2 separate regions of the Homo sapiens genome follow, and region 2 is linked to region 1. A link is an interaction called in ENCODE POLR2A ChIA-PET data of the cell type or tissue named here. Cell type or tissue: Caco-2. All regions are shown on one strand. Each heading gives the region's core, and the rest is flanking DNA. Links, peaks and the distances in the headings are about the cores only.

Region 1 (14,726 bases), core at 3,904-8,903:
GTAAGAAAATCAAATAAAAGCAATTGGAGGGTAAGAAATATAGCCATCTCTGTTCACAGATTACATGATCTTGTATACAGGAAATTCTAAAAAATCAACTAAAAACTAATCAGACTAATAAATGAGTTCAGCCAAGCAGCAGGATACAAGATAAGAGGCAAAAATAAATTGTATTTCTATACATTTGCAATGAACAATAAAAAATGAAATGATAAAAACAATTTTAAAACTTAAAGAAGATCTAAATATATGGAAAGACATCCCATAGTCATGGATCAAGAGACTTAATATTGTCAAGATGACAATACTCGCCAAAGTGATCTACAGAGTCAGTGCAATCTCTATCAAAATCCCAGCTGACTTCTGTGCAAAAATTGAAAAGCCAATCCTAAAATTTATATGGAAATTCGAAGGACCCAGAATAACAAAAACAATCTTGAAAAGAAGAACTGAGTTGAAGGGCTCACAATTCAATTCCTTATTTCAAAACTTACTGCAAAGCTATAGCAATCAAGACAAAGTGGTACTGGTATAAAGCTAGACATAAAGGTCAATGAAAAGGAACTGACAGTCCATAAATAAAGCCTCACAATTACAGTTAATTGATTTTCATCAAGAATTTCAAAACAATTCAGTAGAGCAAAGAATGGTGTTTTCAACAAATTGTGCTACAACAAATGAATATCCATATGCAAAAGAATGAAGATGTACATTTATCCCACACCATACACATACACAAACACACACACACACACACAACTCAAAAGGGATCAAAGACCTAAATGTAAGTGATACAACTGTAAAACTCTTTGAAGAAAGCATATGACTAAATCTTCATGACCTTTGATTTGGCAAAGGCTTCTTAGATATGAGACCTAAAGTATGAACAACAAAAGGAAAAACAGATAAATTGGACTTCATCAAAATTAACACATTTGTCCTTCAAAGGACACCATCAAGAAAATGAAAAGACACCTATTGAAAGGAAGAAAAATTTTGCAAATCATATATCTGATAATGGGATTGTATCATATATCTGATAAGGGAATTGTAAAGAACTCTTTGCAACTCAATAACAAGAAGAGGAACCACTTGATTCTAAAATGAGCAGAAGACATGGCTAGGCATTTCTCCATGGAAAATACACAAATGCCCAGCAAATACATGAAAACATGCTCAACATCATTAGCCATCAGGGAAATGTGAATCAAATCATAATGAGCTACCTCTTCACACCTACAGGATGGTCAGATTAAAAATGACAACAACAGCTGGTGACAATGTGGGGAAAGAAGCGTCAAAATATTAAACGTAGTTAACATTTGACCCAGTAATTCCATTCCTAGGTATATGCACACACAAAAAATGAAAACAGGCTCACACAAAAACTTGCACATGAACGTTCATAGCAGCATTATTCAAAATTGCCAAAAAGTAAAAACAGCTCTAATGTCTATCAACTGACGAGTGCATAAATAAAATGTAGCACATTCATACAAAGGAATATATTCAGCAGTAAAAAGGAAAGAAATACTAATACATGATAAAACATAGATGGGCCTTGAAAACACTAAGCTAACGAAAAAGGCCAGCCAAGAAAGACCACACAATCAAGTGATTCTGTTTATATGAAATGCCCAGGATAGGCAAATCCACAGAGACAAAAAAGTAGCTTAGTGGTTGGCAGGGCCTAGGAGAGAAGGGGAGATCGAGGGGTCACGGCTGAAGGGTATGGAATTTCCTTGGGAGGAGATGAGGGTGTTCTAAAATTGTGATGATGGTTGCACAACTCTGTGAATATAAGAGCTAAAAACTATTCAATTGTACACTCTAAACAGGCGAGTTCACTGGCATATGAATTACATCTCAATGAAGCAGTTATGAAGAAGAGAAAGAAGGAAGAGAAGGAGAAAAGGAAGGAAGGAAAGAAGGGGAGGAAGAAAGAAAGGAGAGAGATTCCTGCCCCAAAGACCTTCTTAAACTAAAGACAGTTGGAGAACACACTCTAGGCTCAGATGTGTCCTCATTGTGTCCGTGGGTAAGATGAATAGTAATTAACTCTCCTGCCAATGTCCCCTGCCACAGCTTCCTCTGAGCAGCAGGGTCTGGGACAGGCAAAGGGAACAAAGACTGTATCTGCCATGGCCTCTATCACTTCAGGGCACAATGCTGACTCTAGTCCCCCAAGTAGTATAAAATACTTTTGATAGAGCATGACTTTTTACCTACGCTTGACCAGAAATGGATCCCTGTGTAACCCTGTGTACAGAAATTACTAATCCTAGCTTTAGGATGAAGTTGCTATTGGTACAAATAGCCACAAGATGACAGTGTCGTCCTACTCAAATTCTTAACACAAGGCCCTGTCCTCAGCTCCTCTTCATAAGAGGTGTAAATGAAGTGATGCTAGTTTCCTGCCCTTCTGAGAACACTAGGCTTGAATTGTATTTGAATCAATTTTTTTTTTTTTTGAGACGGAGTTTCACTCTTGTTGCCCAGGCTGGAGTGCAATGGCATGAGCTCGGCTCACTGTAACCTCCAACTCCAGGGTTCAAGCAATTCTCCTGCCTCAGCCTCCCAAGTAGCTGGGATTATAAGCATGCACCACCACGCCCAGCTAATTTTTTGTATTTAGTGGAGACAGCGTTTCACCATGTTGGCCAGGCTGGTCTCAAACTCCTGACCTCAGGTGATCCACCCGCTTCGGCCTCTCAAAGTGCTGGGATTACAGGCATGCACTACCACACCCTGCCATGAATCAATTATTATAAAATAACTATTAAAGTATTAGCTAAATGAGAAGGAATCATGCTTAGGATTAAATAGCCCTTCTTTATTAAACCTTCTTACCAAAAATGTGATGGGAAAACTATTCAAGAATGAAAGCAAAGATTGCATTTTGATGGTTTCAACAGAAAAATGGATAAGCATGATATGGTTCATACAAGCAATGGAACATGATTCAGCCTTAAAAAGGAAGGAAATTCTGACACATGCTACTACATGGGTGAACCTTGAGGACATTATGCTAAATTAAATAAACCAGTGCAAAAGGAAAAATATTGTATGATTCTACTCATATGAGGTATTTAGAGTAGCCAAACTCATAGAGACAGAAAGTAGAATGGTGGTTGCAGGGGCTGGGGGAAAGAGCGGGGAGTTGTTTAACGAGGACAGTTGCAGTTTTGCAAGATGAAAGAGTTCTGTAGATAGTGGTGATGATGTGAATGTATTTAATGTCACTGGTGCACTTAAAAATGGTTAAAATTGGTAAAGTTTATGTGATGTATATTTTACCACAATATTTAAAAAGTAAGTTACTTTTAAAAATTTTCAGAATCATTTTTTGGGGGAGCATTGAAAAGTCCTCAGATGAGATGGTCACTCCCAGAATGAGGCAGAGAAGCGGGAGGGGAAGAGGGTGTCTGGAGAAGGGTGGGCACAGGCCCACCAGCCCAAAACATCCCTCCCCACCCTTTGCTGACCCCGCTCCTCTCGAAGCTTCTGGCCACCCTGCTGCTCAGCAGCTCAGATCCAGGTGGCTGAGGGCCACTCTGGATGAGTACAGGAGTCACCAAAATTCACATTTGGGTAATAGCTTGAGTCAAAAGGTGCTGAGAGCTTCCATTAGGACTGACCTCTGGAATGGGCCCCTCACCGGGCCTGCGTCCACCCCACTGCTGTCCTCTGGATGAAAACTAGCAGTTAGGTCTACAGGGTGATGCTTCCATTGAGCGCTTTTGTTCCCTCCGGCACTGTTGTCAGAGCAGATGACACCCCTCACCCCTCACCCTCTGGAAGCTCAGGGTGGTCCCTCCAGTGTCTCTAGGCCCTGGAGTCACACACTGGCCCCTCCAGGCTCAATGGCCCCTGGGGCCCTGTAAAAAGGAGGTAGGCTCTGCAGTCAAGGTGACCTTTCTCAGCTGCAATTTTGATTTCCCCTGAGGAAGGCCCCAAGGAATCCAGGGCTGTGTAAGGAATCCTGGCCCTTCATGCTGGGAGCCAGGATTAAGAATTCCTATACACAGGGCTGCCTAGTTCCATGTCTAGTCAAGGGCAGGTAGAAAGGCACACCCTATCAAAAGTATCAACCAGGCCCAATGGCATGAGCCTGTAGTCCCAGATTCTTGGGAGGCTGAGTTGGGAGGATCATTGAGCCCATGGGGTGAGGCTACAGTAAGCTGTGATTATGCCACTGCACTCCAGCCTGAGTGACAGAGTGAGACCCCCCATCCCAAAAAAAAAACAAAAACAAGTATTTTCATTATTTGTACTGTGGGGGGCGGGGTGGCAAAGTCTGTGTGTGATGATGGTGGATTTGGGACGGTGATTGTCCACAGCACAGGTGAAGCCACTATGCAGAGGGAAAAATCTCTCCCAGATGCCCCAGCACACAGGAACACACACTCTCACGCTTGCACACACGCACCACTGGTCATTATTAAATCGATGTGATTAATATGTGCACGGACAGGCCAGGTGCAGTGGTTCATGCCTGGAATCCCAGCACTTTGGGGGGCCGAGGTGGGTGGATCACAAGGTCAGGAGTTCAAGACCAGCCTGATCAACATGGTGAAACCCCATCGCTACTAAAAATACAAAAATTAGCCAGGTGTGGTGGCGGGCACCTGTAATCCCAGCTACTCAGAAGGCTGAGGCAGGAGAATCACTTGAACCCAGGAGGTGGAGTTTGCGGCGAGCTGAGATCACGCCACTGCCCTCCAGCCTGGGCAACAGAGCAAGACTCTGTCTCAAAAAAAAAAAAAAAAAAAAAAGGGTGCACAGACAATATAGAAAGCCCCTGAGGAGCAGATGTTTGCAGCCTCTGTGAAACTATCTGGTATAGAAGCTTTCCTATTTTTCTCTGGGAACAGTGATGTCACAACTCTGCAGAAGCACCTCCAACAGAAGCCGAATCAGAGACCCGGGGAGGCCTGTGCAAAATGCTCTTCTCCCGGGCAGGTCCCAGCCCAGGCTACCGTTAATATGTAAACACCGAGAGCTAGAATGACCAGGAGGCAAAGGGAAAGAGAGCTAATTAGATAAACCTTCATGCTTACAACCCCATTAGTTAATTAAATGATCACTTTACTGTGCAGAAAGTGAGCTGTCAGACTAATCCAAGTGTTACCAGCTTTATGGGGTCCGTGGGCCCTTTACAAGCTTCCTCTGCTCCCAAGTGTCAAATTGGGGCTGTATTGATAGATAAAAGCAACATCGAGCTGCTCTGATTGCGGCCTTTCCCTTCGATATCTTTATACTGTGCTATAAAAGCCTATTATACTTAATTTAAAGAGTGAAAATTGTTGACATCTCTTTCAATTGCTAATCTTTAGGAAACAATGAATGGAATATTATTTGAAAGGAATAAAGTGCTCGCTTTATTGGAGAGTAGTAAAAATCTAATAGTTGGCAAAACAATATGGTGTTTACTCTTCAAGATAGTTGGGTTTATTAGCTTAAGCGATTGAGAGCATTTTACAGTCAGCCTCAGCCCTCTTGTGTTTAGGTTTTACTTGGGTTAGAGCACCCGAGCTTTTATTTGTTGTCGTTGTTGTTGTTTTCCTTTTCTTTCTTTTTTTCTTTACTCTTTCTTACTCCCCTCCTCCCACCTGGAAAAAGATCAAGGATGACACTTTTAAGGAACCCGTTAGCAAATATGCCATATATTCATTGAGCCAAAAAATATCCTGCAAGTGAAAAACATGTTTTGTCAGATGCTAAATCCTTCATGGGTGGAATGTTCTGAAATGACAACTCACCAGGGCAGGAGGCCGGGAGCTCAAAAGTGTTATGGGGTCTGGGAGCCAGGGCAGTGGATCTGTGAGTACGCACTGCCCTGACCCCACCCCACAGCACACACACGCACACACTCCACCACGGAAGGGGAGGGCTCGAGGCTGAGTTAGAGCTTCTGCCAGCCCCGAGAAGGCTCTGGGTCACCTGTGTCCCTCTATTCAGCACAGAGGGCCCACCTGCCTGCATCCTCCACCTCCTGGCGTCCCGGGAGGGCAAGGACTTTAGTACTTGATACGTGATTCAGTTACGTCCTGGGAGCCCAGGAGGGAGCTTAGCACCCAGGTGTTTAATAAGCACTTCTAGAATGAGGTAGGAAGTAAGGAGACACTGAACCAGAGAAAGTGTGACTTTTCACATTTGAGACTTAGGGCTCTTGGTTTTCACACACAGGGTCAGGTATCAGGGGCCCAGCCAGTAGTTCCCCAATCTGAGCGCGTGAACGCTGCTGCACACTCCCTGACTGGGGAGGCCTGCGGAAGGGCCCCAGGAAACACACTTTGTTGTTGTTGTTGTTGTTGAGACAGAGTCTCGCTCTGTCACGAGGCTGGAGCGCAGTGGCGCGATCTCGGCTCAGTGCAAACTCCGCCTCCCGGGTTCAAGCGATCCTTCTGCTTCAGGCTCCCGAGTAGCTGGGACTACAGGCGTGTGCCACCATGCCCAGCTAATGTTTGTGTTTTTAGTAGAGAGGAGTTTCACCATGTTGGCCAGGATGGTCTCGATCTCTTGACCTCATGATTCGCCCACCTCAGCTTCCCAAAGTGCTGGGATTACCGACAGGAACCACTGCGCTCAGCCAAAACACACTTTTAACAAGCACACCAGCCAACTGCAAATGTTCAAATAACTTGGTTTCAGCAGAGGCTACTTTTCTCCCGTGGCCAGGTGCAGAGAGGCCGATGTGCACATCTGCTGCTAAGCTCCACCTGGGGTTTCCTGCTGCCAGGCTGTGGGTTCCAGGAAGGCCTGGCCCAGGACCCTAAATCTTTGCCATCTCTGCCTCTAGTGGCCCTGCAGAACTCGAATCGGGAATAAAGACCGCAGCACCACGGCACACACAGGTGAAGCCCAGGTGACAGGTTGTGCCAGCTCCTGCTCATGCTCCCTGTTGCTAGGGATTGTGAAACAGGCAGGGGCGACCAGCCCCGTGCCAGCCCAGCGGTCTAAATGTTCCAAAGGTGACAAGGCCCAAGGCAGGGCCTCTTGAATAAGCCCCCATGAGTCTGATCACTCACGCCAACAGAAGCTGCTTATCTCTTGAACTTTCAGCCTGCTAATTCCAACCAAGGTACATATCGCTTAGCTTTGGGCAATAAAAAGAAAAAAAAGTGTGTTTATCTGCTGTAGCTAAATCCAGTCTCTCCCAGATGACTCTGCTGTAGGCCTATTTCCTTGTTCTCCAAGTTCCAGTTTCTATAGTCAAGGCCAGCCAAAGAGCACAGCTCACCCAATGGCCTGAGAACTTGGCCAGCCCGAACGCCCTGAGCCCAGTTACCCAGAGGCCCCATCCAAGATCACAGCCAAGGTCAGGAGCTGGTGCTCCGGAGGCCATTGGCTTCCAGGCCCTCCATCCCATAAATAATGGGTTGCTGGTCAACCGGAATTCAAAAGGGGTTGATGTTATCTGAGTAAACCCGTTGTTGAAGCCAGATAGGGCCTTCGGGGTGTCTGCAAAGACTAGAGCCCAAAAAAGCCTCCACCTGACACTGAGTTAGGACCTAGAGTCCCAGTGGCACAGACCAGTCCTGAACCAGCCCACGACACCCCTGCTGCTACCATCTCCTCCCTGCCCTGGGACCTGGGATCTGGTTGTCAGCACCGCCATGCAGGGGAAATGGATCGGCAACAAGCAGAATGTCCATGCTTCCCCGTGGCCCTGGAGAGAAGGGGCCAGATGGAGAATGAGCCAGCTTTTGGCAAACACATGGACTCAATGTTCTGGAGTCTGCCCCTCACTAGGAGTCCATTCCAGGCCTAAGGCAGCTCACCTTGGCTCTGTTTGGTTTTGCCATTGACAGAGGCTCGGATCAACTGTGGACACGTGGGAAGGGTGGAGTGGGGACAAGGACACCGCGCTGGCTATTCCTTAGCACAGCAGCCCCAGAGGTGCATCTTCACAGAGGAGGTGCCATGGCCCCACTGTCCAAGGGCCAACCCTCTCTGCTCAGCCCTCGTGCCAACTCCCACCTTGGTCAAAGGCGGACAAGGGCCCTGTAGATCCTCGTGTGTGAAGCGAGTCATTTTGCTGGGATGGAGCTGCTCAGATACAGGCTACCACCCAGGGTGCCCCCTTGCAGTGTGGCACCGAGCACAGCCATCTTTTAGAAACACGTCAGTGCTTGAGGTGAATCAGCTGAATTGTGGTTTGGCAGTTATATTTTCTCCAGAAGCAGCATGATTGGACAACAGGTGCGACTGTCTGCAGAAAGCAAAGGCCCCACCAGGGCATCTAGAAAAAAGGGTTGGTTTCCACAGCACCAGAAACAGCAGCCTTTAGGCACCCAGGGCCCCGGACCTAGAGAGATCTGGGGACCAGAATGGGTGATGGGCTGGGAATGCAGTCCTGGGGCTACCTGTCCCTGTTCCTGCCCCTGGGCACCAGGTGGTCCCAGCATGCAGACTCCCACCCTGGCTGTGCCCTGCCTTAAGGAGAAGGGAAGGGAGGGGGGCCTCCCACACAGATTTCTTTGGCCCAGTGGCACATCTCATTGTCTCCTCACTCAGCATCCACTGAAGGCTCAGATACTGCGGGGCATTAATGATGCTGTAAGGTAATAAGGCCAGACGCTGCTCGTGTGAGAGCAAGCACTTGATAAAAGGGAGATTTACAGCCACATCCATCAACTTAATTATCTTTTACTAGAGTTTAAACTTAGTAGTAATCCTAATCTCTATTTAGTACGGTTTACAGGATCTATGGACACTTTACAATCTTCCTCTATTGGCAAGTGTCAAATTATGGCAATATTGATAAAACGGTGGAGTAAATGGGAGGTGAGACAACTCCAGAACCAGCTAATATGCATTTTACTGCACTGTAAAAGCCTATGACTCTCTGATTTCAGATGAAAATTTGTAGCCAATAATCAGAGCTGATAATGTTTCGGAAACAATTCTATGGGTCATAAAAGTCCCCTTCATGGCCTTCTACAACATGGACCTGACCATGAGTAGCGGGGAGCGTGGGGCGTGAGCAGGCTCCCTCCTGATGGCCTGCTGCCTTGGCCAAGGACAGGGCTGGGGGCCTTTGATGCTCTTCCACAGGAAAGGGTGCTGGACCACCCTGACCCCGGGCCACCCGACTCACCTGCTTCTAGCAACCTGTGTGGGCTTCTCTTGCAAAGAGACCGTTTTCCAGAGGACCTCATAGGAAAAAGCCTGCTACACTTTCCAAGGGATAGGATAAAGGAGCAGCTGGACCAGTTGCCCTTGGACTGTCTCCAGCCAGCTAGGCAGCCACATAGAGGGGATCTTAGGGCCAATATTATGGCTTTGAGCCCAGTACACCTGAAAAGAACCAGTGCCTTCACAGAAGTCACTCTATTTCTTTCTAATCCACTAACCTTTTGCTGTCAGCCCTGTCCATTTTCCCTAATACCGCTTGACGGTGTTCAGTTTAGACTTTCTCTATCTGGAAAACAGTGTCAAAATCATTGATGCTTCCTGACTTGAGTTACTTGGTACTAAGACCATAGTGCGCCCTAAGGCAAAAATGCAGTTTTCAAACAGACGTTCCCTCTGGGACTGAGGGGCTGTCCTCAGAGACCTTTGCTGGTTCTGGAGGAAGGAGCCTGCAGTGGTGCCTCCCTCTCAGCCCCTAGGACCTCCCCAGGGCCAATGTCACTTGGAGGTTCTGGGACTGGCTCAGCCTACAGGGCCGCCTCGAGCCCATATGGTGATTTGGTAGCTCTAGGAAAAGACCTCCTTTCTTGATGTGGATGTCGCCTATGGCCACACATGCTTTGATCATCTAGGCTGGAGGGCAGGCCTCCCTTGCACCACCCTTGGCGGAAGCTCTGGCTTCAGCCTCTCTCCAGACATTGAGTGTCTCAGTGAAGAAAGTCTGGCTTGGAGTCTGTAGCCCAGAGACCCCAGCTTGGCTGTTGGCTCTCTGGTTCTATTTTTCCTTTTCTTTTTCCAAAATACTTCTTTTTCCGGGTATCTTCTCTCTAAAGCTTTCCAAGCCTGATCCAGTCCAAAGCTGGTCCTTCAGTCCCTGTGACAACCCCACAGCACCCCTGGGAAGCGTTTACGGAACGAGGGTGTGCTTTCACCTTCCCACACAGAGTTAGAAGATGGAGCCCTGGGCCCCAGCCATGCCTGGAGCTGGGAGACGGGGTGTGTTTCTAAGCCCCGGATTGTCACTATTTGTGCACTTGTGGCTGGATCCAGGTGCTGGAGCTTGAGGTCAAAGAGGTGTCTGGGGAGACAATGGCATTTCACAGAGCAAGGGTCCAGATTAGAGCACAATGTGGGGAGCACATGGCATGATCCCTGACTCATAGCTCCAGAGCCACCGCTACCACACAATCCATCCATTTGAGGGAGGGGAGCAATGTCGAATCAAATTAGAGTGCTATCTGGCATTCTCACCTGAATGGGATTAGTTTATCAACTGGCTTTCCAAGAGGCCCCAGGGCACATAGCAGGTGCATTAAAGGGAGATGAATGGAGGGGAAGACAGTCTGCCTTGCCAAAGAAGTCCAGCCCAGTGGAAGGCGGGGTAGGTAGGGGGGAGGTACGAGAGCACCACCACAGAGAAAAATCAGGGTGCTCAGGGAAAGGGGAGGCCCTCCGAAAGTGGGGAGAAGGAGCTCTGAGGGCAGAAACACAGGCTAAGGAAGCAAAGCCATCTTCGCAAATGTCCTTGGGATCCGCTTTACAACCTGCCCAGGACAACAGGGACTATAAAGTAGCTCCTTAATATTTTATTTTGCTGAGGACAGACTCCGGCAGTGTCACAAGTTGCCTGGATGCATGCATTATCATTGCCAGAACATTTTTGATATCCTCAAAGTCATTCCTGAAACAGGTGGAGGCCTCAGGGTCCATCCATCTGGCCTGACACCGACCGGGTGGCAAGGAAGGCCAGGGGCCAGGTGAGTTGCAGAGAAAGCTCCGGCAAAGTGAGGGATTTCTGGAAAGTCAGAGAAACTTCTTTTAACTCAGGAGAGAATCTTTCCCTTTGTCTCTCTCTTTCCAAAAAAAAAAAAAAGCATTTTAGTGATAAGAAAGTTTCCAATTTCCACTCATCATGAGACATATTAAAAGGACATTCTCAAAGATTGTCAAGGCAATTGTAGTTAAAAGTCAACAATGGCTGGAAATAAAGTCAATACAATTTCTCTACCTGAAAATATAAGTGTTCTAGAGATGATTTATTTGATTTATTTGGCCATAAATTATTCCCATGCACAGGTATTTCCTTATTTTCATTGTACAAATTTTAAAATTAATGTCATTTGTATGAACTGAATAGGTATTGAAGTGCTCAGGTACTTTCAGATCTTAAATATATACATTTAAAATATATATACGTTTAAAAATCAGGGTGCCCAGGGAAAAGGGAGACCCTCTGAATGGGGAGAAGGGAGTTTTGAGAGGCAGAAACACAGATCGAAGGGAGCAGTGTCCTTGTCTTCCCAAGTGTCCTTGGAGTCTGCTTGACAACCTGATCCCAAGGAAGTATGTCCCATTATCAGTGGAAACTGGATACTTTCTTATCACTTAGAATCCTTTTTTTAAAAAAAGAGGCAAATCATTTTTATAAATGTACAATGTACATAAAAAAATAAACATCTAAAACTGCCAACATGAGGGTGGGCTAGCCATTGGATTTAGGGGCAGGAATAGCTTAGGAGCCCCAGTTGGTTTCACAAATGATACAAGGAACAAAGGGCTCCAGGCAAGGGGAGAAAAAGGCGTCCATCAAGCCAATTTGTTTGCCTGTGTGCAAGGAGGCAAGAAGTCATTTCGGGATTCCGCCCTATCTTATCCACCCTATCTTATCAGGTGGTAAATCTGTCCTTTGATCTTGTCAACAATGTGGAAAGTTGGAGACAGCTGCCACCACCCCTAGTCAGCAGTGCCTCACCAACCCTCATAAAACATTTATGAAACCCGTAATAAACAGGCTGATAAGGAAGAGGGCTCAAGATTTCAAAAGTCAGCAGCTCCACAGAAAATGCCCTTCTCTACCGTCAAGGTTTCTTTATTTGAAGAGCAAACACAAACCATCAATTCCCACTGGCCATAAAGTTTCTGAGCAAAGAGTTTCACCAAACCCTGAGATTAGCAGAATTTGTTTGGAGTCTTACCCATGTTCAGAAACCACCTCCCCTCCCCTTCCCGAAATTCTCCACGTGGAGAAGGGCATAGAGGGCTGGGATGAGAAGAATGCAGTCAGGGAGAAATAAAGAGCCATTTGATGCCCCAAAGTAAACGACTATTCTATCATTGAGTCTGGAAAAGAGAAGAAGGCGTAGCATTTTAGTAGCACGTTGTAAAATATAACTTTGGGCATATTTAAACTTCTGCTTTGTTTTCTGGGAAAATCAACTGAGCTCTCTCTGAGTTGAGCAGGAGTAGACAGAGTCCTAAACATGCCCCCACTCTCTGGGAATTTTCTCAGTTGACCATTCTGAACAAGTGTCAGAGGAGTTGAGCTGCTTAAACCAGAGGTCTTAGAAAATGGGGAAGTAAGGAAAGCCTTGAGAGCAGGGTGACTGGACAGTCTTCAGGACAGTCTTCAGGGGAATGCTAATATGCTTCAGGGCAATGAATGTTGCTGCTGGCAGACCACAGTAGAAGGAGGTGCACTATACGCATCTGTTGCATGAGGAATAGGTGAGCCAGAGAAAGCATGGATGATGCTACAGGCAGGCAAGCAAAGATAAACAGTGCATGAGCTGAGGGAGAGAAAACAGAGGAAATGTACATTCCATACAAGCACACTTTTACCTAGTGCCTTGCTTTCAAGATGATAAAAGGCAACAAAAGCAAAGGATCACAGAATTGACTGGGGAAAAAATTCCAGGTCTTTCATCTCTTCTGCCCCAGCCAACCGGTGGCCAATTAAAGAAAAAGAAAGACAAGGACCCTCAAGGCGGCCTAATGAGCAAACCCTAGAGGCTGAGCAGCTCCCCTGCATAGAAAGCCTCTCTCCTGAACACGCCCATGCTAGCAAATGTTTCCCTGCATCCTCCTCAGAGAGCGCCTTCAGAGATGCTCATCTCCTCTCTCTCTCCGTCCTCCACACTTGCCTCATTGCCTAAAAAAAGGAAATCCTTACGAACCCTTACACACTGGCCCCTGATCTGTGTGGAGTGCCCTGTGCTTCTCTGTGTGTTTTCCATGTCAGTTTTTCTGTGTTCAGGAGTGGAGGCAACCACTGTTTGACCCTGTAAGGTGCCTGCCTGAGCACCCTTTGGGCACCTGGAGCTGATGAGAAGGGTGGTCCAGGGAATAGTGCTAAAAGTTGGGGACTGGGGGAGCTCCTGCCCACATGATCAGGTCATGCACTTGCCCAACAACACCCAGCAGAGGGCTCCATGGGCAGGTGGGTGGAGGGGACTCTATGGATAGGTAGGGTGGGCTCCATGGGCAGGTGAGATCCATGGGCGGGGTGGGGGGTGCTCCATGGGGAGGTGGAGGGTGCTCCATGGGCAGGTAGAGGGTGCTCCATGGGCAGGGGGGTGGGCTCCATGGGCAGGTGAGATCCATGGTCAGGGGGGTTGCTCCATGGGAGGGTGGGGGGTGCTCCATGGGCAGGTGAGATCCATGGGCAGGGGGGTTGCTCCATAGGGAGGTGGGGGGTGCTTCATGGGCAGGTGAGATCCATGGGCAGGGGGGTTGCTCCATGGGGAGGTGGGGGGTACTCCATGGGCAGGTGGAGGGCATTCCGTGGGGAGGTGAGGGGTGCTCCATGGGGAAGTGGGGGGTGCTCCATGGGGAGGTGGGGGGGTGCTTCATGGGCAGGGGGTGGGCTCCATGAGCAGGTTGGGGGGTGCTCCATGGACAGATGGGGCAGGCTCCATGGGTATGTGGGCTCCATGGGCAGGTAAGCTACATGGCTAAGTGGGTTGGGCTCCACAGGTAGATGGGCTCCATGCGCAGGTGGGCAGGTGGGCAGGTAGGGAGGGCTCCATGGGCAGGTGAGATTCAGTGGGCCTCAGCGTTGAGGTCACTGGGGCTGAGGATGCATGCACCTGGGCAAGTAGAAACAGCAGACATGAGGCTCAACTGTCACTGGGGACCAAGGACAAGCAGCTGGGGGTGTTGAAGATGTCCCAAAGTGCTGGTCATCAGCATCAGTCAACAGTGGTTTGGCGAAAAGCCTCCAAGGTAGGGGACAGGCATGGACTCAACCTATAAGATGTAGGACCCGTTTAATTAATAGGCCATGTTATTTAGGTTTATATCTGAAGTGTACCCAAGTGATTCTGAGACCAGGGACTAGAGTCTATTTTCATGGGGAATCCAGCCCAAGGAAGCATTAGTCTTTCAGAAAACCCACTCTGTTGGGCCATTTCCTGTCCACCACTATCTCTGGGCCAGAGAACTCCAGTGCTGTGAGCTGCAACCCCAAGGAGAGGGGAGTGCTGGTCTCTCAGAAAGGGCTGTAAGGGAGACAGGATGAGAAGTTCTGGGGACAGCAGTCCCTGTAGCACAGGCACACAGGTTCCTGTTACCCAGGGCAGGCCCCCAGCATTCTCCACAAGTCAAGAGGCCACGAAGCATGGAGTTCCAAAGCACAAGCCTCTATCAACTGCCTGGATTCTACCCCCAGCTCTTGCACTTACGACCTTCAACATTCAATTCTGCACTCCAGTTCTCTCATTTGTAAATTGACGGTCATGATGTACGTGTGACATTTAGAGGATTCCATAGTTGTTAGCCATCGTCATTATTGTCATGGGGTGGCACCAGCA
Region 2 (14,726 bases), core at 7,708-12,707, 1.0 Mb after region 1:
CTGGGATTACAGGCGTACACCACCACATCCGGCTACTTTTTTGTGTTTCACTATGTTGGCCAGACTGGTCTCGAACTCCTGACCTTGTGATCCACCTGCCTTGGCCTCCCAAAGTGCTGGGATTACAGGCATAAGCCACCGCACCCGGCCTTGCCAATATTTCTTTAGAAGTCTATGTTTTCGGCCGGGCGTGGTGGCTCACACCTGTAATCCCAGCACTTTGGGAGGCTGAGATGGGTGGATCACGAGGTCAGGAGATCGAGACCATCCTGGCTAACACAGTGAAACCCCGCCCCTACTAAAAATACAAAAAATTAGGCGGGCATGGTGGGCAGACGCCTGTAGTCCCAGCTACTCGGGAGGCTGAGGCAGGAGAATGGCATGAACCCGGGAGGCAGAGCTTGCAGTGAGCTGAGATCGTGCCACTGAACTCCAGCCTGGGCGACAGAGCGAGACTCCGTCTCAAAAAAAAAAAAGTCTATGTTTTCTTCTCATTTTGTATTGGATTCTTTATAGGTTAGCAATTTTCTGGCATTTTTGTAGCAAATACTTTTCATCGTTCTGTTATTTGTTTTTAAATTTCAGATAGGATGTCCTTAATTGCTATCTACTGTTTTCTTTGTCACTTCTCACTCTTCCTTTATACTTATAAAGTCTGCACTTTTTTTTTTTTTTTGGATGGAGTTTTGCTGTGTCACCCAGGCTAGAGTACAGTGGTGTGATCTCAGCTCACTGCAACCTCTGCCTCCCGAGTTCAAGTGATTCTCCTGCCTCAGCCTCCCAAAGTGCGGGGATTACAGGCGTGAGCGGCCGCGCCTGGCCCAAAGTCTACACTATTCAGAGAGCAGACTCAATAATGTTTGAAATAACACAGTGTTTGATGTCAGAAAGGCCTAGATTAGAATCTGTCTCATAGAAATGAATGCTGGTTGTTTTAAAGCTTAAATAAAATAATTTAAGTTTAAAAATCAAGCATGAAGGCTGGGATACTCACTCCATTTCTTTTGGTTCTGTTTACTAGAAAAGAAAAATCATCGAAGACAAAATGCGAATGCCCAATAAACATGAAGTATGCTCAACCTGCTTAATAATTTCAGAATAAAAAATTAAATTGGTTACCATTTTCTGTCCATCATATTGGCAAAAATTTAAGAGATAATGTCTAGGGTAAAAGAGGATATGAAGAAAGGGAAACTCACTCAACGGGACTGTGAATTGTGTGACTTGCTAAAGTTTTTTGGAAAGCAATGGCTATCTTTACTAGAGTTTTAAAATGTACATTTTTTTGACCTACCATTTCAAATTTAAGAAATCTATCCTTTAAATATACAAAACTACAAAAGGGTATATGTAAAAAGCTTACCTTCGTATGGTTTGTAATAGCAAAACAATGACAACAACTTAAATGTTCATCTGTAAGGAAATCGTTAAATAAATTGATTTAAAATTTTTTCCCACTAGAATTAAGTTTCCCAAGAATAGGGATTTTTAATGGTGATGATTACTGCTGTTTTCCCAGCACTTAGAACATAGTAAATATTCAAAAGAAATGATTGAATAAATAGATAAAATTATATCTTTGTTTACATAATGCAATAGACATTTTAAAAATTGATGTGATTTATGTGTAATGACCTGGTGAAATATCCATGATATATTATTAAATGATAAAAGCAAGTCACAAAGTAAAGTGTGACTTCATTTTTGTTTTTTTTAAAGGACAGAAAAGAAAGAACAAGATTTTAAATGTAATACGTATTTGTGTAAGCACAGAAAAATTCTCGAAATGACATCCAACAGTGTTAACATTGTTAATAGAGGGATGGAATTGAAAGGATGGAGAAGTTACTTTTTTCTTTTCACATTTCTGCGTTGTTTAACCTTCTTGGAAGGAATTGTTTGTCCAAGCCCTTAGCTCAAACCAAACTAGACTTTGCTATGGGAAAATGAGTAGGCTCGAATTCGCACACACATCAGGGAACAGTGACCTTGATACTGTTACGTATTCTTTGTACAATATTGGTTTGTTGCCTTTTTTAAAGTATCTGTTGAACACTGGTAAATTTTGTTCCCCGCCTCTCTGGTAATCGCTCGACCTGTTCTTTCCAGCAGGTATTTCTCCTGCAGAACCTGCTGGCTGGCCCCCGCCCTTATCTCTGGACTGCTTTGGAACCAGCGCGGCTTCTGTGTGGCAGCTACTGAGTGCACGCTCGACCTTTGCCACCCTCCGCGCTGATGGAAACTGGAGGAGGATGTGGTTTAGACACAATGTGGCCCAAGCGTCCTTGTTTCCTGAATATACCCCAAAGTACAAGTCCCATCTCCAGTTTTGAAAGAATTCCCCGAGGAAAGGGGCTTGAGTGGAGTGGGTGGAGGTGAGAGGGGAAGATGAGGTGTTGGAGAAGCCCGGCGCACGGGGCCTCTATTAATATTAACTTTTATTAAGAGTTGGCCTTTCCCCGGGGCTTCACAAAGCAGGAAGTCAAGGGCAGTGGAACAGGGAAGGGAACTGGCAGGAAGAGAAGACCTTGAGTAAATTATTTAGCTGTGACACGAGATTAAGAGTGACCCCACCCTCCTCCCTGCCCCACACACCCTAAAGTGGGCCCAGGTTGGGGAGCAGCGCTCCAGCTGCCACTAATCATGGAAGCCCAGAGGCGAAATCAGCTTCCCGGGGACCCAGAAAATTGCTGGAGTCTGGCGAGGGGCAAATCAGGAAGTGTCTTTGTCGGAGATGGGACGGAACCCGGCTTCGGGGCGCAACCGGGCTCTGGGGGAGACCGCGTTTGTCCAGGTGGCAGGCCGCGCCTTCTGATGGCTGTGAAGAGAAGGAGCGGGGGTTTTAAGAGCCACAGCGCCACCGAGAGAGTGGAAAGGAGTAGATTAGCTCGCGCCTGCTATGCGAGGCGACTCCCCCCGAGACCCACCCGCAGCCCAGCGCCCTTGGCCAGGAGGCCCGGAAAGCCACCGAGGCGGCCGAAAGGGGCCGCGGGGCACCCCTCAGCCCCTCCTGCGGCGGCTCCGGCTGCCCCTGCTCAGCCTCCCGCTCCCCGCCCGGAGTCCCAGCTCTCAGATCGGCCGCAGAGCTGGGAACAGAGGCCGCGGGGTCCAGGCCGTTCCGCCCGCTCAGCCGGAGCAGCAGCGCCGCCTGCCGGGGGCCTCGCGCAGGCGAGACAGGCCAGACGCCGGAGGCCGCGGGCGGCTGCAGCTTTGACGGGCCGAACACACCAGCGCTCCCGTTCCGCCTTTTGAAAATCAAATCCCTTGGGCCTGGTGCCACCATCGCTCAGCCCAGGTCTTCGACGACGGGTCGAAGGCCAGTGCTCCAGGCCTTCTTCACCGAGTGGCTTCGGCGCTTGCGGCCCAGGTTCCCCGCACCTCCGCGCCGTAGTTGCGCGCACCTTTTGAAAAGCTTGGCGTCTTCAGGTATAAGGACAAAAACAACCGCGGACATCACACCATTCCAAAGAAGAAAAAGAAAGTGCCCGGAATCTCAGGGCGCGACTTCCGGGGCGACGGGCGGCGGCGGAGAGGCGCTCCCCGGGCTTCCTACCCGGCAGGAGGCCGCGGCGCCGGGACCTCGCCTGCCCTCACCGCGCGCCACCTCTCGGGAGACGCCGCGAATCTCTCCAGGGAATCCCGGGCAGCGGCGCAGACCCAGCAAGGACCGGCAGCAGGCCGAGACCGGCCGTCTTGGGCGAGAGCAGCGGGACACGAGCCCCCGGGCGCCCGCTGGGAGCGCGGGGAGGCTCTGGGCTCAGGGAAGCTGCGCTCCGAGTGGCCTTGGAGGACGGTCAAGGAGCCCGGGCCCCGCGGCGGCCGGGAGTGGACGCGACTGGTCCGCGCCGGCCGCAGGGGAAGGGGCGGGTCGGCGCTGCCTGAGCTCTATCTGCTCTAATGGCTGGGGTAGATCCGCGGAGATACTTGAATACCAGGCCGAACGCTTCCCCAAGGCGTGTTGTAGACAACGGGCCCATTTGAGCATGTGCAAAGAACAAATTTCATCCATTTTTCTGTCTAAAACATTCAAAGACTCAAATCTAGACAATAGTTTCTCTGAGGTAGAAGTGTTGGGGGTGGGGGGTGGGTGGGAATAAACTAAAAGTTGGGGTAATGAGCTTGTTTCTTGTCTATTTTGTCTGACTATAGATTTACAAAAGGAGCACCCTGCTTTACTCAGTAATACCAGGCCCTCCTAGAAACTTACCCACCAGCTTCACATGGCATGATCATTTGATGAATCGCTTTTTAGTTTCCCATTCCGGACAAATATCCACCCAAGAGAACCAATCATAACACTGGATGTATTAACGCATGTCAAGACTCTCACTTCTCTGTAGAAATGAGAAATAAATGTCGATTGTTGGTTTTCTGTAGACTTGTGATCACGCCCAGGAACTGTCATTTTCCAGTTACCAGAATCTGAATCATTGTCTAATGTGCCACGTATATAACAATATATCACTAACAGCGATCTAAAAGCGTAAAGATGTTTACGTAAAATTCATAGATTTGATGAAAATAATAGGAATGAATGAAAATAAATACAAGAATCTGGATTTCTAAAATACGCATTATTTTTAACAAAGTGGTCCAAGGGAAAAATAATGTTTTAAGTTTTTATGTGCGGATTCCAGACAAGCATTCTTTCTTTTTGTTCTTCCTGCACTCTCCTACATTTCTATGTTGTTACTAGACAGTGATGTCTGGTTCTGACTTATTTATGTATTTTTTTCTATTTGTTTCTGGCAATGCACATAATAAGAAATACACATAGCAATATTCTTGCTGTTGTTGTTCATAACCACTGAGAAAAAAAAGCAGCAACAAGTAGGAATAAAAGAAGCCTCAGCCACAGAATGGCAAGAAACGTTATATGTTTTTTAGGGCCACTCTTTGCACCTCGTTTTACAGACAGGTTACTACTTATCAGCTTACTGACCTTGGGAAGACCCCAACCTCTGAGCTACCACTTCCTCATCTGTAACCTGAGGATCCAGTGAAGTCATGTAAGACAATGTAGCATTGTACGCTTATGACTAGACCCCAGTCATGACATGAGCTGCTTCTGTCTAGAAAATAGAGGGCTGGCAGGGCACGTTGGCTCACGACTGTAATCTCAGCACTTTGGGAGGCCGAGGCAGGCGGATCATGAGGTCAGGAGTTCAAGACCAGCCTGGCCGACATGGTGAAACCCTGTCTCTACTAAAAATACAAAAATTAGCTGTGTGTGGTGGTGCGCGCCTGTAATCCCAGCTACTGAGGAGGCTGAGCCAGGAGAATCGCTTGAACCTAGGAGGCGGAGATTGCAGTGAGCCAAGATCGCATCACTGCGCTCCAGCCTGGAGACAGAGCGAGACTCCATCTAAAAAAAAAAAAAGAAAAAAGAAAAAGAAAAGAAAAGAAAAATGAAAGAAAAAGAAAAGAAAAGAAAAATGAAAGAAAAGAAAAGAGAGGGCCGAGTGAAGACTGAAAACAGAATCTAGTTCTGTTAAGTTTTGCTGTAGCTGTTGTTTTTTAAATATTAGCTATACAGAGTGAAAGAACAATACCCGAAGTGTATTTCGTGAGTAGGAAACAGAGCCTGCCCTGGTCATTTTTAACAACTCCTAATCTGTGGTTTAGGTATATAATCCTTGTTCTTGATTCTACTAATTATCAATAAATTAAAATTATTTAAGTGCCACATAACAAGCCATCATAAGTTTGTATTACAATGACTTTAGCTCTGCATTGTTTTTCCTTGTTTGCTTCCCTGAGGTTGGAGAGGAACTTATCAACTACCACTTCCATAAAACCTATTATCATCATACTACAGATACTAAGTTTGAGATAGCAGACTGTTAATCCTGAAAGTTCTGAGATAACACATGAGCAATTAGGAAAAAATTCCTTTTTAGTTTTGAACTTAAAACTCAAATATGAAAGTGCATGAACTGCCCAGGGTTTTTACTTACCAATAAAATACTGGACACATAAACCCAGTACGTGATATAAATATTATTTTTAAGTAAATGTGCGTGTGAGGGGATGGTTTGAAAATCATTTCATCTCAGGGAAGTCTTTTTCGTGGATCAAAACTGGTTGTGTTGTGGTTTATGGATTACATCTCTAGCACAGAATCACCAGGATCCTGCTTTACTGGTTATTTAACTTTGGGGCTCTGGCAACCTTGTTGATATTATCTATATCTGCTGTGGTTAATGACAAATTCCAATTGGGAAAAGCTGTTGTTAAAACAAATGTAATGTTTGGGCACTAAAGATGCAGGAGCCAAAAGGTCACCTAAGTGCTGCCCCCACCTTCTCTGGACTGATTCCTCCAGGAAGAATGTCAAGGTAAACGTTGGTATAATCTCCGGAACTCACAGAGTCTACCTTCTTTATCTGGAATTTGAGAGGTTTTTTTTCTAAATCTAATGTCATAACCTTCTAGAAAGTCATGATATTTTATACATATATGTCTATATATGTGTAAATATGTATAAAATATGTCTATCTTTATTTATATATAGTATTCCTCTGATTTGTAGCTAAATATAAAATATCTCTATCTTTATTTATATATATGTATTCCTCTGATTTGTAACTAAAGAAAGAAGACAGCAGATGAGGCCGGGCGCGGTGGCTCACGCCTGTAATCCCAGCACTTTGGGAGGCCGAGGCAGGTGGATCACGAGGTCAGGAGATCGAGACCAGCCTGGCTAACACCGTGAACCTCGTCTCCACTAAAAAATACAAAAAATTAGCTGGGCATGGTGGCGGGTGCCTGCAGTCCCAGCTACTCAGGAGGCTGAGGCAGGAGAATGGCCTGAACCCGGGAGGCGGAGCTTGCAGTCAGCCGGGATCGCCACTGTGCTCCAGCCTGGGTGACAGCGAGACTCTGTCTCAAAAAAAAAAAAAAAAAAAGACAGCAGGTGATTCTTTTGGCCCAGTGTCACACAGCTAGCCCCACAGACATCTCTAAAACCTGCTTGGTTTGTTAAAATCATAGTGCACCCACTCCAAGAAGAGCAGGAGGCAAAAGGAAAAAGGCAAAGGAAAACTGACTGAATGTAGGAGTTGTGGGGTTGAAAATTTGTGCAGTCTAAGTGTGATTAAGAGGATAAGTTAAATATTTACAAATTAATCTACATTACTCAGATATGAATGTTTTTGTTATACTCTGAACAAAACCAATTTAATGCAAGATCTGCTGCCATAATTTTACTGTAAGGGAGAATTCTGGAGATGAGAGTAAAACATTTTTCTTAAAACAACATCTAAGGATGAATCAGCCTTAGAGAATTTAATCCTCAGCAGCCTGAGGTACAGGTTTAATATGTTAAACCTGTACCTCATATTAAATCTGTACTCTTGGGGTGGCTCCTGAAGAGTACAGAATTAATATTGAGGTGTTGAGGTAGAAATTATCTCAAAATAAAGAAACTTTTAATGCCATCTAGTTAGAGTATCTGCCTGTCTGCTCCTTTTGGGTTAAGAGTGTGCTGATGGCCAGGCACAGTGGCTCACACCTGTAATCCCAGCACTTTGGGAGGCTGAGGTGGGCAGATCACCTGAGGTCAGAAGTTCAAGACCAGCCTGGTTAACATGGTGAAACCCCGTCTCTACTAAATATACAAAAAAAAATTAGCCGGGCATTGTGGCGGTCGCCTGTAATCCCAGCTACTCAGAAGGCTGAGGCAGGAGAATTGCTTGAACCTGGGAGGTGGAGGTTGCAGTGAGCCGAGATCAAGCCATTGCACTCCAGCCTGGGCAACAAGAGCAAAAATTCGTCTTAAAAAAAAAAAAAGAGTGTGCTGATGGATTATTAGAAGGTTCTCAACTATATCCTCAACTAATCTTTATTCTCCTAAGTACAGCTAGAAACTAGATGTTCTAGTTGGGAACATGTCTTCTAGTAAATGAAAGGGCAAGTGAGCTATACAGATCAGCAACTTGTCGCCACATCTGAAATGCTACTTAGTGCCTTGCCACTCAAGATTTTATGCAGATGCTTAGGAAGTGGTAATCAAGGAACACAGACTTCAGGCAATTTTGACAAAGTAAGCAAAGCTGAATGCATTAGAAAAAAAATTCTGGGAAAGGGTTATTCTATCATAATTTGAGAAATTTTCTTGCTCAAAAGCTCTTTGTAAGGACTCTCCAGCACTTTGCAGAATACAGTACAAGAAGCTGCTCATATCATGACTGGGGTCTGGTCATAAGCATACAATGCTACATTGGCTCCCCATTGGATCCCCATGTTACAAATAAGGAAGTGGTAGCTCAGAGGTTGGGGCCTTCCCAAGGTCAGTAGGCTAGTAAATAGCAACCTGTCTAAAACGAGGTGCAAAGAGTGGCCCTAAAATATATCTATAACTTTTCGACCCAAAATTAGCCGGGCATGGTGGCGTGCACCTGCTGCTGAGACAGGAGACTCTCTTGAACCCAGGAGGCGAGGTCACAGTGAGCTGAGATCATGCCACTGCACTCCAGCTTGGGCGACTGAGTGAAACTCCATCTCAGAAAAAAATAAATAAATAAAATAACTTTTCTTGCCATTCTGTAGCTGAGACTTCTTTCATTTCTGCTTGTTGCCTCTTTTTTTTTCCGAGTGGTTGTGAACAACAACAGCAAGAATATTGCTATGTGTGTTTTTAGATTGTTATTTAATATTTTCTTCACTGACGTAGGCATCTTTCTGGATATTATTAGAAAGAAATGAAACACATTGCAATGAAATATTCGTTGCTTTCATTGGCAGTCCATCGTGTTAACTTTATTGGATGAATATGATAAAGCCACGAATTGTTCACGGCGGGGCGTGGGGGAGAAGACTCAGGCTGTTCATTCTCCATAAATACTTTTTTGTTTGTTTGTTTTTGAGGCGGAGTCTCTCTCTGTCGCCCAGGCTGCAGTGTAGTGGCTCGATCTCGGCTCACTGCAACCTCCGCCTCCCGGGTTCAAGTGATTCTCCTGCCTCAGCCTCCCGATAGCTGGGATTACAGGAGCGCACCACGACGCCCGGCTAATTTTTGTATTTTTAGCGGAGACGGGGTTTCGCCATGTTGGCTAGGCTGGTTTCGAACTCCTGACCTCAAGTGATTCGCCCGCCTCTGCCTCTCAAAGTGCTGAGATTACAGGCGTGAGCCACTGCGCCCGGCCCGGCCCATAGACACTTTTTTAAACCTCTGTTCCACAATATTGACAGGTTTTATTCTCATATTTATCCTAAATTTCTAGTATTACCATATATTAATACTGTGCCCACATTACTGTAATTTTTAGAAAGAAAACATCGTGTGCAAAATGACCCTTTTAGAATGGTATAGTCCCTCTCCCCCAATTTTGTTTTTCTTAAACATTCAACAAACCCAAGAATCTCTCCTGCCTGACTTAGTTTTAACTTAGTTTCAACAGGCCCACGACCAACGTAGAAAAATCTTGCAGCGCCCGGGTTTGGGCTCAGCCGGAGTCGGCAGAGGCGCTTGCACCTCCCAACTGGGTGAAAACTGGAACCTTTCCGGGTTCACGAGCCCAAGCCCCATCTCTTCCCAGAGCGCGCGCGCCCTCTGGCGCCTGAACCGGCGACTGGACGCGGTGGAGGCGTGGGATTCGGAGGCCGGGACCCCAAGCTCTGCGCTGGAGGCGTCAGGAGCCGCGAGGTCATCCGGTCTCAACCTCAGGCGCCCCTGTGCAGGCCTCCCTACACTCCTCAAGCTGCGCTCCCTACTCGTGCCACATCCCTTGTTCCGTAGGTATTGCTTCGGGGGTGACACAGTTGGCGTTAGAAGCGCGGTGGCCTCACTTGCCGGAGAGGGTCTTGGTTTTGCGCCTTTTTCCGTGGCCCGGGAGGCTTGCCAGGCGCTCGCAGCAGCGAGCCGGGTGCTTGCATCTCAGAGAGCAGCCGAGCTCCCTTCCCTGGCCCCGTACCCGCGTGCAAGGGGACCGAGCCCCGGGAAGGGGAAGAACTTGTAATCGCTTGCAGCGGGACAATGTCGACTTTTGAACCTCTAACCACTAAGCAAACAACCCATGTGCTCTTGCTCCACTGTCCAAACAGGGTTTATTGACAGGCGTTTCACGGCAACGCATAGCAACCCCGGCGGCTAGGGGGCGGGCCTGTGGGCGCGGCCGGGGCGCGGGGAGACCTGCGGGGCACCGGGGCTCAGACCGGCCCTGACCCAGGACCCCTGACCCAGGACCCCTCGCCCAGCGGACCCGGACACGGCTTCCTCCTCTGCCCGGCACCCCCCGACCCCACGCCCCGCACTCCTCCCTCTGGCTTCGAGGCCAGGCGCCCGCGGGCCGGGCCACCGGAGCCCCTTTCCCAATCCTGGAGCTGTATACGCCACCCGGAAGGGCCGCGGAATTGGAGAGGTGCTGCAGAGGGTCTATACCTCTTGCTGTTTCCCGGCTCTGCTCATCTTCCCCAACTGCCCTTAAGGCGCCTCCGTGGGCGCGCTGATTAGGCTCTCGGATGTTGGTGGGAAGATCGAAACGAAGGGCTAAGCCCCCCTCGCCCGGGTCCTGCCGGAAAGTTCAGCTCGGCGGCCTCCAGGATCAAAAATTTTAAAGGCTGCAGCCCGGTCCCCAGTGGATCGGCCAGATAACAAGAAACTGTCACTAAAAGGATCATTTTATACTGGGTCTAGAAATCTTGTTTGTGGGGTGATTGGGTTGGAAGGGGGGGCGCGGTCGGGGATAAGGAAACTGCAAAGACAGAGAAGAGAGTGGAGGCAGAAAGGGCTCACGGAAATGCCCAGTGATTTACAGAAGACTAAATTCATGGAAATGCTGTCTTGGGAAACTAGGGGGATTTTTTTTAAAAAAAATTTAATGCTCACGTTTAACTAGCTGGGTTGTGGGGCGTCCTTAGGAGGGAGTCACTGCAGAAGGGAACTGCCTGCTGTTTGCAAAAAGCCTCCATGTGGATTTGGTGAGATGCTATGAGGGGGCCCTCTCACCCCCACCCCCCATAATTTCTGACTGCTGGGAAGCACCTGGCCATTCAGATGTGCATTTTGCCCAAAGGCACCCCCAGGAGAGCCACGCATTCCAAGGCTGGGCTCAGGCTTGGGGGCAGGGAAGGTCTCAGAACCTGCTCTTTCAGGCTTCTGATGCTCTGGGGTAAAATGAGGCTGTCCAGATAATCTCCACTCCCTCTCTGAATTTTCCAAATCAGCTTGCAAGCAGAGAAGATATTTCATTTCTTTAAAAAATAAAAAATAGTTGCAGACAAAATCTGAAGATAAATACAGAATCTGAAATCTGGAAAGCTCATTTATCTCTTTTTCTTTTTAGAAAAAATTCAACTGTGTTCAAATACTCCCCACTTCCCTTCACCATATCACTTCTCCCCCCATGGATCCAGAAGGCTTTAAAAACTCTGGCTTGGATGTTACACAGACCAACAACCCAAACAGCAGCAACAACAACACAAACTCCCCCCACCCCCTTCTTCATCAGCCCCAAGATTGTGAAAATGACAGGAAGTCCAGGTTGGCTCTGGCATTTATAGCACTGACATACATTCAGCCCAGAGAAGCTCTGGTGACAGGCTCTCTAAACAAGTCCCTGTTCGGGCCCCCTGGTCAGGCCTGGAGTCCAATAACCACCCCCTCATACCACACCCTGTGCATACACCAGCCAAGCCTTTCCTGGTCTGGGAAGGGAAGAGAAAAAAGACGCAGGCCACCTGGGGGTTCTGCAGTCTTTGGTCAGTCCAGCTTTCTATCTTAGCTGCCTTTGGCTTCCGCAGTGTAAACCTTGCCTGCCCGGAGGCAGGAGGCCCAGCTGGACCTCCGAGGGCCATGAGCAGGCAGCAGCCATCTTGGCCTCAAGCTTGCCTTTCCCTTGAGTCCCTCTCTCCCCTCGGCTCTAGCCAGAGGTGCAGCCTGCAGATCTAGGAAGAGAAGAGCTGGGGAGGAGGATGAAGGCCTGGTTGGTGTGGTCAGTCCAGGCAATGCTTCTGCCAGTCCGGAATGAAGCCCAGCGGAGGCTTTCTGTCTCCTCAGTGGCAGAAAAAGCCAGATGGGAAAAAGTAAAAATCTGGGAGAGTATATTTCTTGAGGCCCCAAATCCCACTTGTCTTACTCCTGGCTCCCATTTTTCCTCTGAGAGCCAGGTCTGTAGGTCTATGGCTGTGGGTGGGAGGGGAGGGGTCTCTCCTGAGGAGTCTAGCAGAGTCCACGCTCCTCATGGCTCAGCCTGGAATTGCTCTGCCGCTGCAGAACCCGGTGGGTCACTGGGTGACGGTGGGGTTTAGCACCCCCCCAGTTGGCCCCAGAACCCCAGGGACAGAGCCAGGCACTGAGGCTTGCAGGGAAGACACCGGACTCAAGGGCTCTGGGACACTTCTCAGAGGACCTGGCTGAGGCTGGGGAGGCTGTGGTGGCGGCGGAGGCGGCTGTGGTGGCTGCTGCTGCTGTTGCTGCTGCAACTTCTTCTTGTTGATTTTCCTCTCCTTTGCTCTGCGGTTCTGAAACCAGATTTTAACCTAGAAATGGAAAGGTGGAGAAAAGCACATTGTGGTGAAGATGTGAGGGAAAAGAGGAACAGTACCCAGCAGTATCATCAACATCTTCTGCTCCAGCTACAGAACTCCAAGTCCTTCTAGAAGCTTTCCTCGGGCATCCCCATAACAGCCCAACCCTGGATCCATTCTTAGGCCCAATTCAGCCTCATGGGGAAGAGTCTTCCTCCTTCCTTGCTCCCTGAGTTTCTTTTCAAAGCAACTTTTATCTACGTATTTACTGCAAAAGTTTAAAGTCTCAGAACCAAGGAAAACTGAAACTGCAAGGCCCTTTCTACACAGCAAAGGGAGGCCAGTGCTGGGTGGTATACTTCAAATGGCAACCTTTGGCCCCTCAAGGCTAAACTAAAACGTAATTTTCCTCACCTTAGAGCTGAAAATGAGATTTAATTTTGTGGCTTCCTGGCTGTGAAGTTGGCCTGTTTTTCTAGACTATATATATAAAATGTTCATGAACCAAGTCTTGTCCCTCTAGTTTTTGTGAGAGACTGAGTACTTTATTCAGTTTATTTTCTTAGGTACAGTGCTGGAAACAAAGAGAATAGGTCTTTAATATGTCTTTATAGACCCAAATGGAATTCTGGATTAAACTAATACCCTTGGCTGTTTTTCACACTTCTTATATCCCTCAAAAGAGAGAGACAGAAAAAATCAACAACATCAAAAAAAGAGGACTAAAGGTAGAAGGAGGCTTTTTAAAAAAGTACTCCAGGGCCAGGCACAGTGGCTCACACCTGTAATCTCAGCACTTTGGGAGGCCGAGGCGGGTGGATCACCTGAGGCCAGGAGTTCGAGACTAGCCTGACTAACATGGAGAAACCGCATTTCTACTAAAAATACAAAATTAGCCGGGCGTGGTGGCACATGCCTGTAGTCCCAGCTATTTGGGAGGCTGAAGCAGGAGAATCGCTTGAACCCGGGAGGCAGAGGTTGCAGTGAGCTGAGACCGCGCCATTGCACTTCAGCCTGCACAACAAGAGTGAAACTGCGTTTCGACGGTGGCGGGTGGGGGGGCATGTACTCCAGGCCAGGCATGGTGGTTCACACCGGTAATCTCAGCACTTTAGGAGTCCAAGACAGGAGGAGCATTTGGAGTTTGAGACCAACCTGGGTAAGACAGTGAGACCATCTCTGCAAAAAATTTAAACATTAGCCAGTCATGGTGGCTCGAGCCTGTAGTCCAAGCTACTCAGGTGACTGAGGCAGGAGGATCCCTTCAGCTCAGGAAGTCAGGGCTGCAGTGAGCTATGATTGTGCCACTACACTCCAGCCTGGGCCACAAAGCAAGACCCCATCTCTGTTTAAAAAAAAAAAAAAAAAAAAAAAGGACTCCAAAGACGAATGCTTGCATCCTCCTGCTTCAGTCTCTCCACAGATTTAGATGGCCCCTGCAGCCAGATTTTCTAACTCTCATGGTCCTCTGCCAGGCAGTGGCCCGCCCGGAGGGAGCTAGGCGGTCCCCACCTGCCTCTCAGAGAGCCCCAGCGTGGCGGCTAGCTCGGCTTTCCTCCGGATGGTGATGTAGCGACTGTAGTGAAACTCCTTCTCCAGCTCCAGCCGCTGGTGGTCCGTGTACACCACTCGATATTTGTCTTTCGTCCTGGTTTTCACTGTGGAGGAAGGAGAAGTGAGGGCTGAGAACTGCAAGGCAGCCCATCAGTCATGGGTAATGACAAACCTCCCTAACCCAGGGACATTTCTCTTCCTCCACCACCCTGGGGGGCCCGGGTTTGGCTGGTTCCTGCCAAGTCTGACAAGACCCCCCAGAGGGTCCTGTGGGGGGAGGGTATGAGGCTAGTGGAGGCAACTAAACTAACCTTGGTATTAAGTGGTTTTTAAAAATTAAGGAAAGTGAAAACCTCATTCACACAGAAGACAGCAGAATGTAACCACCCTTTCGGTAAACCAAATACAGTACTGGCATATATTTGACACCAAGGGAAAGGGGGCAGGGTGAAGTGGCCGGGATCCTGGAAGCATCCAGATTTCCAGGCCTACCAGAGATGGAAGCCCACCCCGAAAACAGCTGTCATTGTGGGCACATGTTGTAGAGGGGGTGTGGGGGTTACTACTTTGCTTTACTACAAGTGGAAAGCGGGGCTCAGGAGCTGACAAGTCGCCAGAATCATCCCCCAGACACACCAGGCCCATCAGGTGGAATTCTGAGCTGGGCTCTGGCCGAGGGAACAGGCAGAAAACCCCTCCTGCTG

The links. Peaks named below come from ENCODE experiments on the same cell type or tissue, not always from the same donor. Only the 100,000 strongest peaks of a DNase experiment are listed, where the experiment ranks them.
Region 2: POLR2A ChIA-PET joins it to region 1 with 5 read pairs; 3 of 35 experiments call an interaction of 5 or more read pairs at or near these places.

The regions. Positions count from the first base shown.
Region 1 is chr13:26,944,808-26,959,533 of GRCh38, forward strand. No RefSeq gene overlaps it. Among named protein-coding and RNA genes, the nearest start is that of USP12-AS1, 170 kb to the right of the region's middle. In Caco-2, for the core only: no CTCF peak of the experiment used is centred there; DNase peaks (open chromatin) are centred at 5,924 and 6,954.
Region 2 is chr13:27,950,890-27,965,615 of GRCh38, forward strand. It overlaps CDX2 (caudal type homeobox 2), which reads right to left. Exons shown (of 3, transcript NM_001265.6): 2 at 13,981-14,126; 3 at 10,029-12,480. The coding sequence ends at 12,226. It overlaps LINC00543 (long intergenic non-protein coding RNA 543), which reads left to right and starts at 2,637. Exons shown (of 1, transcript NR_135254.1): 1 at 2,637-4,474. RefSeq lists a silencer at 2,827-3,216. In Caco-2, for the core only: a CTCF peak has its summit at 9,564 (motif pointing left); DNase peaks (open chromatin) are centred at 9,622, 10,002 and 11,622; H3K4me3 peaks cover 2,102 bases.